2 separate regions of the Homo sapiens genome follow, and region 1 is linked to region 2. Evidence: read pairs that join two places in POLR2A ChIA-PET (ENCODE). Cell type or tissue: GM12878. All regions are shown on one strand. Links, peaks and the distances in the headings refer to the core of each region. The heading gives the core; the rest is flanking DNA. Region 1 has its middle 6.0 kb from the start of CIC. Region 2 overlaps TMEM145 (transmembrane protein 145).

What was found. ChIA-PET counts read pairs that join two places held together with the same protein. Peaks named below come from ENCODE experiments on the same cell type or tissue, not always from the same donor. Only the 100,000 strongest peaks of a DNase experiment are listed, where the experiment ranks them.
Region 1: POLR2A ChIA-PET joins it to region 2 with 9 read pairs; 21 of 35 experiments call an interaction of 5 or more read pairs at or near these places.

Annotation. Positions count from the first base shown.
Region 1 is chr19:42,261,028-42,265,412 of GRCh38, forward strand. No RefSeq gene overlaps it. Among named protein-coding and RNA genes, the nearest start is that of CIC, 6.0 kb to the right of the region's middle. In GM12878, for the core only: no CTCF peak of the experiment used is centred there; no DNase peak of the experiment used is centred there.
Region 2 is chr19:42,315,200-42,319,584 of GRCh38, forward strand. TMEM145 (transmembrane protein 145) reads left to right here. Exons shown (of 15, transcript NM_173633.3): 7 at 1-60; 8 at 173-241; 9 at 1,282-1,362; 10 at 1,463-1,541; 11 at 1,671-1,764; 12 at 2,510-2,682. Among named protein-coding and RNA genes, the nearest start is that of TMEM145, 4.1 kb to the left of the region's middle. In GM12878, for the core only: no CTCF peak of the experiment used is centred there; a DNase peak (open chromatin) is centred at 1,802; H3K4me3 peaks cover 332 bases; H3K27ac peaks cover 892 bases.

The DNA.
Region 1 (4,385 bases), core at 246-4,245, 54 kb before region 2:
ACCACACCCAGCTTTTTTATTTTTTATTTATTATTTTTTTTTTGAGGTGGAATTTCGCTTCGTCACCCAGGCTGGAGTGCGTTGGCACGATCTCGGCTCACTGTCACCTCCACCTCTTGGGTTCAAGCAATTCTGCCTCAGCCTCCCAAGTAGCTGCGATTACAAGTACCCGCCACCACGCCTGGCTGAAAACCCTGTTTTCTTCCCCCCCGAGACAGAGTCTTTCTCTATTACCCAGGCTGGAGTGCAGTGGCACAATCTTGGCTCACTGCAACCACCGCCTCCCGGGTTCAACCTATTCTTCTGCCTCAGCCTCCCAAGTAGCTGGGATTACAGGTGCCCACCACCATGCCCGGCTAATTTTTGTATTTTTAGTAGAGATGGGGTTTCAACATGTTGGACAGGCTGGTCTTGAACTCCTGACCTCGTGATCTGCCTCAGCCTCCCAAAGTGCTGGGATTACAGGCGTGAGCCACCGAGCCCTGTTTCTTTCTTTCTTTTTTTTTTTTTGAGACGGAGTCTCACCATGTCGCCCAGGCTGGAGTGCAGTGGCGCAATCTCAGCTCACTGCAACTCAGCCTCCCGGGTTCACGCCATTCTCCTGCCTCAGCCTCCCAAGTAGCTGGGACTACAGAGGCCCGCCACCACGCCCAGCTAATTTTTTGTATTTTTTGTAGAGATGGGCTTTCACCATGTTAGCTAGGATGGTCTCGATCTCCTGACCTCGTGATCCGCCTGCCTCAGCCTCCAAAAGTGCTGGGATTACAGGCGTGAGCCACTGCACCCGGCCTAACCCTGTTTCTTAAGAAAAAAAGATAGTGTGATGCGGGGGATTGAGTCCAATCTCTCCCCCTCTGCAAAACCCTGTTGCAGTGTTCTCTATCAAAACAAAACAAAAATTTAAAAAATGAATAGTATGACTCATCTCATATGGTATAGCCACCATACACAGTGTGACCACCTCTAAACAGAATGTCACCCCCTTAGAGTATCACTCTTTCTCATCTCCCTGACTGAAGATGCTGAAGGCACCAGGGCTCAGATCCCTCTTTTCTCCTGTCTAGACTCATTCCCTTGATAACCTCCACCAGTCCCACAGTGGATATGCCATCTCTATGCTGATTACACCCACAGTTATTTATTTATTTATTGGTTTATTTATCTCTCTCCTCTCCTTCTGTCTCCCTCCCTCCCTCTCTCTCTCTCTCTCTCTCTCGTCTCTGATCTCTCTCTCTCTCTCTTTCTTTCTTTCCTCTTTTTCCTTCTTGACAGGGTCTCACTCTGTTGTCTGGCTGGAGTGCAGTGGTGCGATCACAGCTCACAGCAGCCTTGACACCCTTAGGCTCAGGTGATCCTCCCACCTCAGCCTCCTGAGCAGCTGAGACTACAGCTGTGCACCACCACACCTGGCTAATTTTTGTATCTTTTTGGAGAGATGGGGATCTTACTATGTTGGCCAGACTGGTCTTGAACTCCTGGGCTCAAGTGATGCTCCCACCTCAGCCTCCCAATAGTGTTGGGATTACAGCTGTGAACCACCGCGCCCAGCCTCCGCCCACAATTCTATCTCAATCTCGACTCTCCCCTGAACTCCAATCTGGCACATCCAACTACCTCACCAGTGTGTCTATCTGGATTTCTCAAGCTTGCCAAATCAAAAATGGTCTTCCTGAACTCCCCCAAACTGCTGCCCCCACAAGCTTCCCCATCTCAGGAAATTGCAATTCCATTTTGCTGGCTGTTCAGGCTGAATACCTTGGAGTCATCCTTGCCCCCTTTCTCTCATCCGATATCCAATCTGAAGGGAATTTCCACCAGCTCTACCTTTGACTATTCTAGAATCAGCTACTTTTTTCTTCCTTTTTTCGAGATAGGGTTTGGCTCTGTTGCCCAGGGTGGAGTGCAGTGACACCATCTCGGCTCACTGCAACCTCCGCCTGCCAGGCTCAAGCCATCCTCCTACCTCAGCCTCCCAAGTAAGTGGGACCAAGTCATATGCCACCACTCCTGGCTAATTTTTTTTTTTTTTTTTTTTTTTGAGATGGAGTCTCGCTCTGTTGCCAGGCTGGAGTGCAATGGCGTGATCTCAGCTCCCTGCAACCTCCGCCTCCCGGGTTCAAGGGATTCTCCTGCCTCAGCCTCCTGAGTAGCTGGGACTACAGGCGCCTGCCCCCACGCCCGACTAATTTTTGTAATTTTAGTAGAGACGGGGTTCCACCATATTGGCCAGGCTGGTCTCAAACTCCTGACCTTGTGATCTGCCCACCTCGGCCTCCCAAAGTGCTGGGATTACAGGCGTGAGTCACCATGCCCAACCACTCCTGGCTAATTTTTTTGTGTATTTTTTTGTTGAGATGGGGTTTCACTATGTTGCTCAGGCTGGTCTCAAACTCCTGGACTCAAGTGATCCTCCTGTCTCAGCCTCCCAAAGTGCTGGGATTACAAGCGGGAGGCATTGTATCCAGCTTATTTTATTTATTTATTTATTTATTTATATTTTTCTGAGACAGAGTTTCGTTCTTGTGTGTTGCCCAGGCTGGAGTGCAATGGCACAATCTCGGTTCACTGCAACCTCTGCCTCCCGGGTTCAAGCAATTCTCCTGCCTCAGCCTCCTGAGTAGCTGGGATTACAGGTCAGGGTGGTCTCAAACTCCTGACCTCAAATGATCCACCTGCCTTGGCCTCCCAAAGTGTTGGAATTACAGGCCTGAGCCACTGAACCGAACTGGATTCAGTCTATATTTTTCACTGCCTTGTCACCAGCGCCTAGACCAGTGAGTGTCATAGAATAGGTTTGTAATATTGGCTGGGCACGATGGCTCATGTCTATAATCTCAGCACTTTGGGAGGCCGAGGCAGGCGGATCATGAGGTCCCAAGATGGAGACCATCCTGGCTAACACAGTGAAACTCCATCTCTACTAAAAATACAAAAAATTAGCCGGGCATGGTGGTATGCACCTGTAGTCCCAGCTACTCGGGAGGCTAAGGCAGGAGAATTGATTGATCCCAGGAGACAGATGTTGCAGCGGACTGAGATCACGCCACTGCACTCCAGTCTGGGCAACAGAGCGAGACTCTGTCTCAAAAAAAAAAAAAAAAAAAAAAAAGAGAGAGAATAGGCTGATAATATGTATTTGCTGAAGTAAGTGAACTGAGTGCACATTCACCTGGTCCAACCCACAAAAAATATGAACCCATACAAATGGTGCAATGTCCATAACTAATAAACCCCCACATACAGTGTGAGCCCCAGTGTAGAAAGTGAGACCCTCAAATGCATTGTGAGTCTCTCATATAGATGGCAAGATAGCATATAAATAATTTGTGGGTCACGCGCAGTGGCTCATGCCTGTAATCCCAGCACTTTGGGAGGCTGAGGTGACTGGATCACTTAAGGTCAGGAGTTCGAGACCAGCCTCACCAACATGGTGAAACCCTGTCTCTACTAAAAATACAAAAAAATTAGCCAGGTGTGGTGACGTGCACCTGTAATCTCAACTACTTGGGAAGCTGAGGCATGAGAATCGCTTAAACCCGGGAGGCGGAGGCTGCAGTAAGGTGAGGTATTACCACTGCACTCTAGCTCTGGCCAACAGAGCAAGACTGTCTCAAAACAAACAAACAAACAAACAAACAAAAAACCAATTTGTGCCCCACACAATCTACTTGTGAGTGTTATCGAGGCAGTATAATTTCTTTTTTTTTTTTTGAGATCATGAGGCAGAGTCTCGCTCTGTCGCACGATCTTGGCTCACTGCAACCACCACCTTCCAGGTTCAAGTGATTCTCCCACCTCAGCCTCCCAAGTAGCTGGGATTATAGGCGCTTGCCGCCACGCCCGGCTAATTTTTGTATTTTTGTAGAGATGAGGTTTCTCCATGTTGGCCAGGCTGGTCTCAAACTCCTGACCTCAGGTGATTCGCCCGCCTCGGCCTCCCAAAGTGCTAGGATTACAGGTGTGAGCCACCGCACCCGGCCATTTCTTCTTTTTTTTGAGACGGAGTCTCACTCTGTTGCCCACTACAGGCGTGTGCTACCACACCCAGCTAATTTTTTGTATTTTTAATAGAGACGGGGTTTCACTGTGTTAGCCAGGATGGTCTTGATCTCCTGACCTCGTGATCCGCCCGCCTTAGCCTCCCAAAACGCTGGGAGTACAGGCATGAGCCACCGCGCCTGGCCTGTATTTTTATTTTTTGGAGACACAGTCTTGTTCCGTTGCTCAGGCTGGAGTGCAATGGCGCAATCTCAGCTCACTGCCACCTCTGTCTCCTGGGCTCAAGCAATTCTCTTGCCTCTGCCTCCCGAGTAGTTGGGATTACAGGCACCCGTCACCATGCCTTGCTAATTTTTGTGGTATTTTTAGTAGAGACAGGGTTTTAC
Region 2 (4,385 bases), core at 227-4,226:
CAGATGTGACCTTCCTCCTCATCTTCATCCTCATCTTCTTCCTCTCTTGTTACTTTGGATGTGAGTCTGGCACATGGGGTGTGGGGGAAGAGATAGGAGGGAGCAGGGTTGGGGGAGGTGAGCTGCTCTCCCTTTCTGCCTGTGGACAGCCTTTCCCTACCTTGCTTCCTAGATTTGCTGAAAGGTCGTCAGTTGCTCCACACAACTTATAAAATGTTCATGGCCGCAGCAGGAGTAGAGGGTGAGGTTCCGTGTCCCAACTTTTGGGTTCTGAAAGAGAAGGCACTTGGGGCCAGACACCTGGGCCTAAGAGGAATGCCTGGGGGCCTGGACTCCTGGGTCCTGGGGGAGGAGGGGCTGGGGGCCTGGACTCCTGGGTCCAAGGGAGAAGGGCCTGGGGGCTTCGACTCCTGGGTCCTGGGGGAGAAGGGGCTGGAGCCCTAGTTCCTGGGGGAGGATGGGCTGGGGACCTGGACCCCTGGTTCCTGGGGGAGGAGGGGGTGGGACCTGACACCCCTGGGTCCTTGAGGGAGTATAAAGGCCGGAACTAGGCTGGACACGGTGGCTCACACCTGTAATCCTAGCACTTGGGGAGGCCAAGGTGGGCGGATCACGAGGCCAGGAGTTCAAGACCAACCTGACCAACATGGTGAAACCCTGTCTCCACTAAAAATACAAAAATTAGCTGGACATGGTGGCGTGTGCGTGTAATCCCAGCTACTCAGGAGGCTGAGGCAGGAGAATTGCTTGAACCCGGGAGGTGGAGATTGCAGTGAGCCGAGATCACGCCACTGCATTCCAACCTGGGTGACAGAGAGAGACTCTGTCTCAAAAAACAAAACAAAACAAAACAAAACAATAAAGGCCTGAACTCCTGAGTCTGGGGGAGGAGGGGCTGGGAGCCTGGACTCCTGGGTCTGAGGGAGGAGGAGCTGGGGGTCTGGACCCCTGGGTCCTGGAGGAGGAGGGTCTGGGGGCCTGAGCCCCTGGGTCTGAAGGAGGAGGGGGTGGGGGCCTGGACCCCTGGGTCTGAGGGGGGAGGGGGTGAGGGCCTGGACCCCTGGGTCTGAGGGGGTAGGGGGTGGGGGCCTGGGCCCCTGGGTCCTTGGGGAGCAGGGTTGGGGGCTGGACTCCAGATTCTCCTAGCAGGTGAGTCGGGGTAGAAGGTCTGGAGTCCTAAGGGAGGAGGCGGGATTCAGACTGCCTGGATGGTAGTGCTAGAGAACAGTGATGCCCCAGAGCTGCTTTCTATCCTTTCTTATCTGCCCATCCTCCCCTCAGTCCTGAGCCTCCTATTTTTCTGCATCTACTGGGGTCAATATGCCACCGATGGCATTGGCAACGAGAGTGTGAAGATCTTGGGTGAGAATGAAGCTGGGTGGGGAGAGGGTGGAGCCCAGGGCTCAGGTTGGGCATCAGGTCTGAGCCTGGCTCTGAGCCGCCCCCTCCTCCCTTCTCCCAGCCAAGCTGCTCTTCTCCTCCAGCTTCCTCATCTTCCTGCTGATGCTTATCCTCCTGGGGAAGGGATTCACGGTGACACGGTGCCCGGGCAGGGCGTGCTCGTGGGGCGGCTGGTGGGGGAGCAGGGCAGGGGCAGGGTTGGGGGGCTGGGTGCATCCTCCTCCCTGACGGCCCCCACCCTGCTGTCTCCCCTCATGGCCTGCTGCCAGGGGCCGCATCAGCCACGCGGGCTCCGTGAAGTTGTCTGTCTACATGACCCTGTACACGCTCACCCATGTGGTGCTGCTCATCTACGAGGCGGAAGTGAGTCCGACTGGCCCCTGGCCGGGCCCTGCCTTCCCCTGCTTTTGGCGCCGCCTCCCCCTTGACCTGTCTGCTCGCCCTTGCCCACATCCTGCTCCTGCTGGCTCGCTCTCTCTCCCACTCTTCGATTTTCTGCTTTCCCATCTGTCTAAGTGATTCCTCCTCTCTTCACCATCCCGCAGCAGCTTTCTTTCTCCTCCCTCTGTCTCTCACTGTCTGTCACATTTGTGCTCAATATCGTGACTAAGAGTTCAGGAGTCACACAGACCTGGATTCCACACCAGCTCTCCCACTTCCTAGCTGCCTGACCTTGGGTGACGACCCCTGTCTCTGGGCCCATTTTCTTCTTGGAAAATTGGGAGGATCTTACCTACCCCATGGAGCCCCTCTAAGGCTTTCTATCGTCTGTATGGCTTTGGCCAAAGGGCTTCCCTCTTAGCCTTAGTTTCCTCTTCTGTGAGATGGAGCAGTAATAAGACCTACCTCGTTGAGTAGATGCTGATGGAAAAACTCACACATGAGAGGGGTTTAGCCCTGTGTTGAGCAAACAGTAACTGATTTATTCTCTTCCTGTCTTTTTCACCCTCTCTCTCTACCTCAATATGCTTCTGTCTCCGTGCCTGGCTCTCCTGTTGCTTGTGTTCTGACCGAGTACCTCTGTTCCCAAGTGCCCAGGGGTGGGGTCCGGGGACCCTAATAGAGGGGAGGAGGCCAGGCTGTGATGGACCCTCTCCTGCGGGTCTAGTTCTTTGACCCAGGCCAGGTACTGTACACGTATGAGTCGCCGGCCGGCTACGGGCTCATTGGACTGCAGGTGGCGGCCTACGTGTGGTTCTGCTATGCTGTGCTTGTCTCACTGCGACACTTTCCTGAGAAGCAGCCTTTTTATGTGCCCTTCTTTGCTGCCTATACCCTCTGGTGAGAATTGGTGGGCCCCAGCCTGTCCCTGCCTCCCTCTCGGGGCTCCCCAGAAGTGGTTGCCCCCCATCTCAGACCCTCCATAGTGAGGGAGATGGACTTTTCACTCAGGCAGCTGTTGCCCAGAATCTGCCACTTACTCACTTTGTGAAAAATTACTTTCACAAGAAGTGCATCAGGTTTACCCATAAAACAACAGGATCTCGCCAGGCGTGGTGGCTCACGCCTGTAATCCCAGCCCTTTGGGAGGCCGAGGTGGGCGTATCACAAGGTCAGGAGATTGAGACCATCCTGGCTAACATGGTGAAACCCCGTCTCTACTAAAAATACAAAAAAATTAGCCAGCCATGGCAGCATGCACCTGTAGTCCCAGCTGCTGGGGAGGCTGAGGCAGGAAAATGGCGTGAACCCAGGAGGCGGAGCTTGCAGTGAACCAAGATCGCACCACTGCACTCCAGCCTGGGCCACAGAGCAAGACTCCATCTCAAAAAAAAAAAAAAAAAACCAAACAGGATCTCCTCAGGCCGGGCGTGGTGGCTCACACCTGTAATCCCATCACTTTGGGAGGCCAAGGCGGGTGGATCACCTGAGGTCAGGAGTTCGAGACCAGCCTGATCAACATGGTGAAACCCCATCTCTACCAAAAAATAAAAAAATTAGCCGGGCATGCTGGTGGGCACCTGTAATCCCAGCTACTCAGGAGGCTGAGGCAGGAGAATTGCTTGAACCCGGGAGGCAGAGGTTGCAGTGAGCCGAGATCACATCATTGCATTCCAACCTGGGCAACAGAGCAAGACTTCATCTTCAAAAAAAAAAAAAAACAGGATCTCCTCAAAGGGATATCTTGAGCAAGCATAGGCCACTATATGAGGGCCGAGTGTCTGGCACATAGTAAATGTTCAGTAAAAAACTATTGTAGACTGGGTGCGCTGGCTCATGCCTGTACCCCCAGCACTTTGGGAGGCCAAGGTGGGTGGATCATTTGAGATCAGGAGTTCAAGACCAGCCTGGCCAACATGGTAAAACCCCGTCTTTACTAAAAATACAAAAAAATTAGCCAGGCATGGTGGTGCACGCCTGTACTGCCAGTTACTCGGGAAGCTGAAGCAGGAGAATAGCTTGAACCTGGGAGACTGAGGTTGCAGTGAGTTGAGATCGTGCCCCTGTACTCTAGCCTGGGCAACAGAGTGAGACTCCATCTCAAAAACAAACAAAAAACAACAACAACAAACAAAACAAAAAAACACCCAAAACTATTGTAATTATTATCGTTCACCATAACATAGCAATAAGGTTGGCAGATTCTGAGCCAGACTGTCCGGGTTCAGATCTCAGCTCTAAAGCTTATAGATGATGTGACCTCAGACGAGCCCATTAACTTCTCTCTGCCTCAGTTTCCTCACCTTTTAATGGGGATGGAAATTTTATCTGCTTCATAGAGTCACTGTGAGAGTTAAATGAGTTTATATACATCAAATGCTTAGAAACAGGCCTGGCATGCAATAAGTCCTTACTTCTTATTATCATTTGTTCATTCATTCGTCAAATATCTATTTTTTTTTGTTTGTTTGTTTTTTGTTTTTGAGACGGAGTCTTGCTCTGTCGCCCAGGCTGGAGTGCAGTGGCACGATCTCAGCTCACTGCAACCTCCGCCTCCTAAATTCAAGTGATTCTTCTGCCTCAGCCTCCCGAGTAGCTGGGAC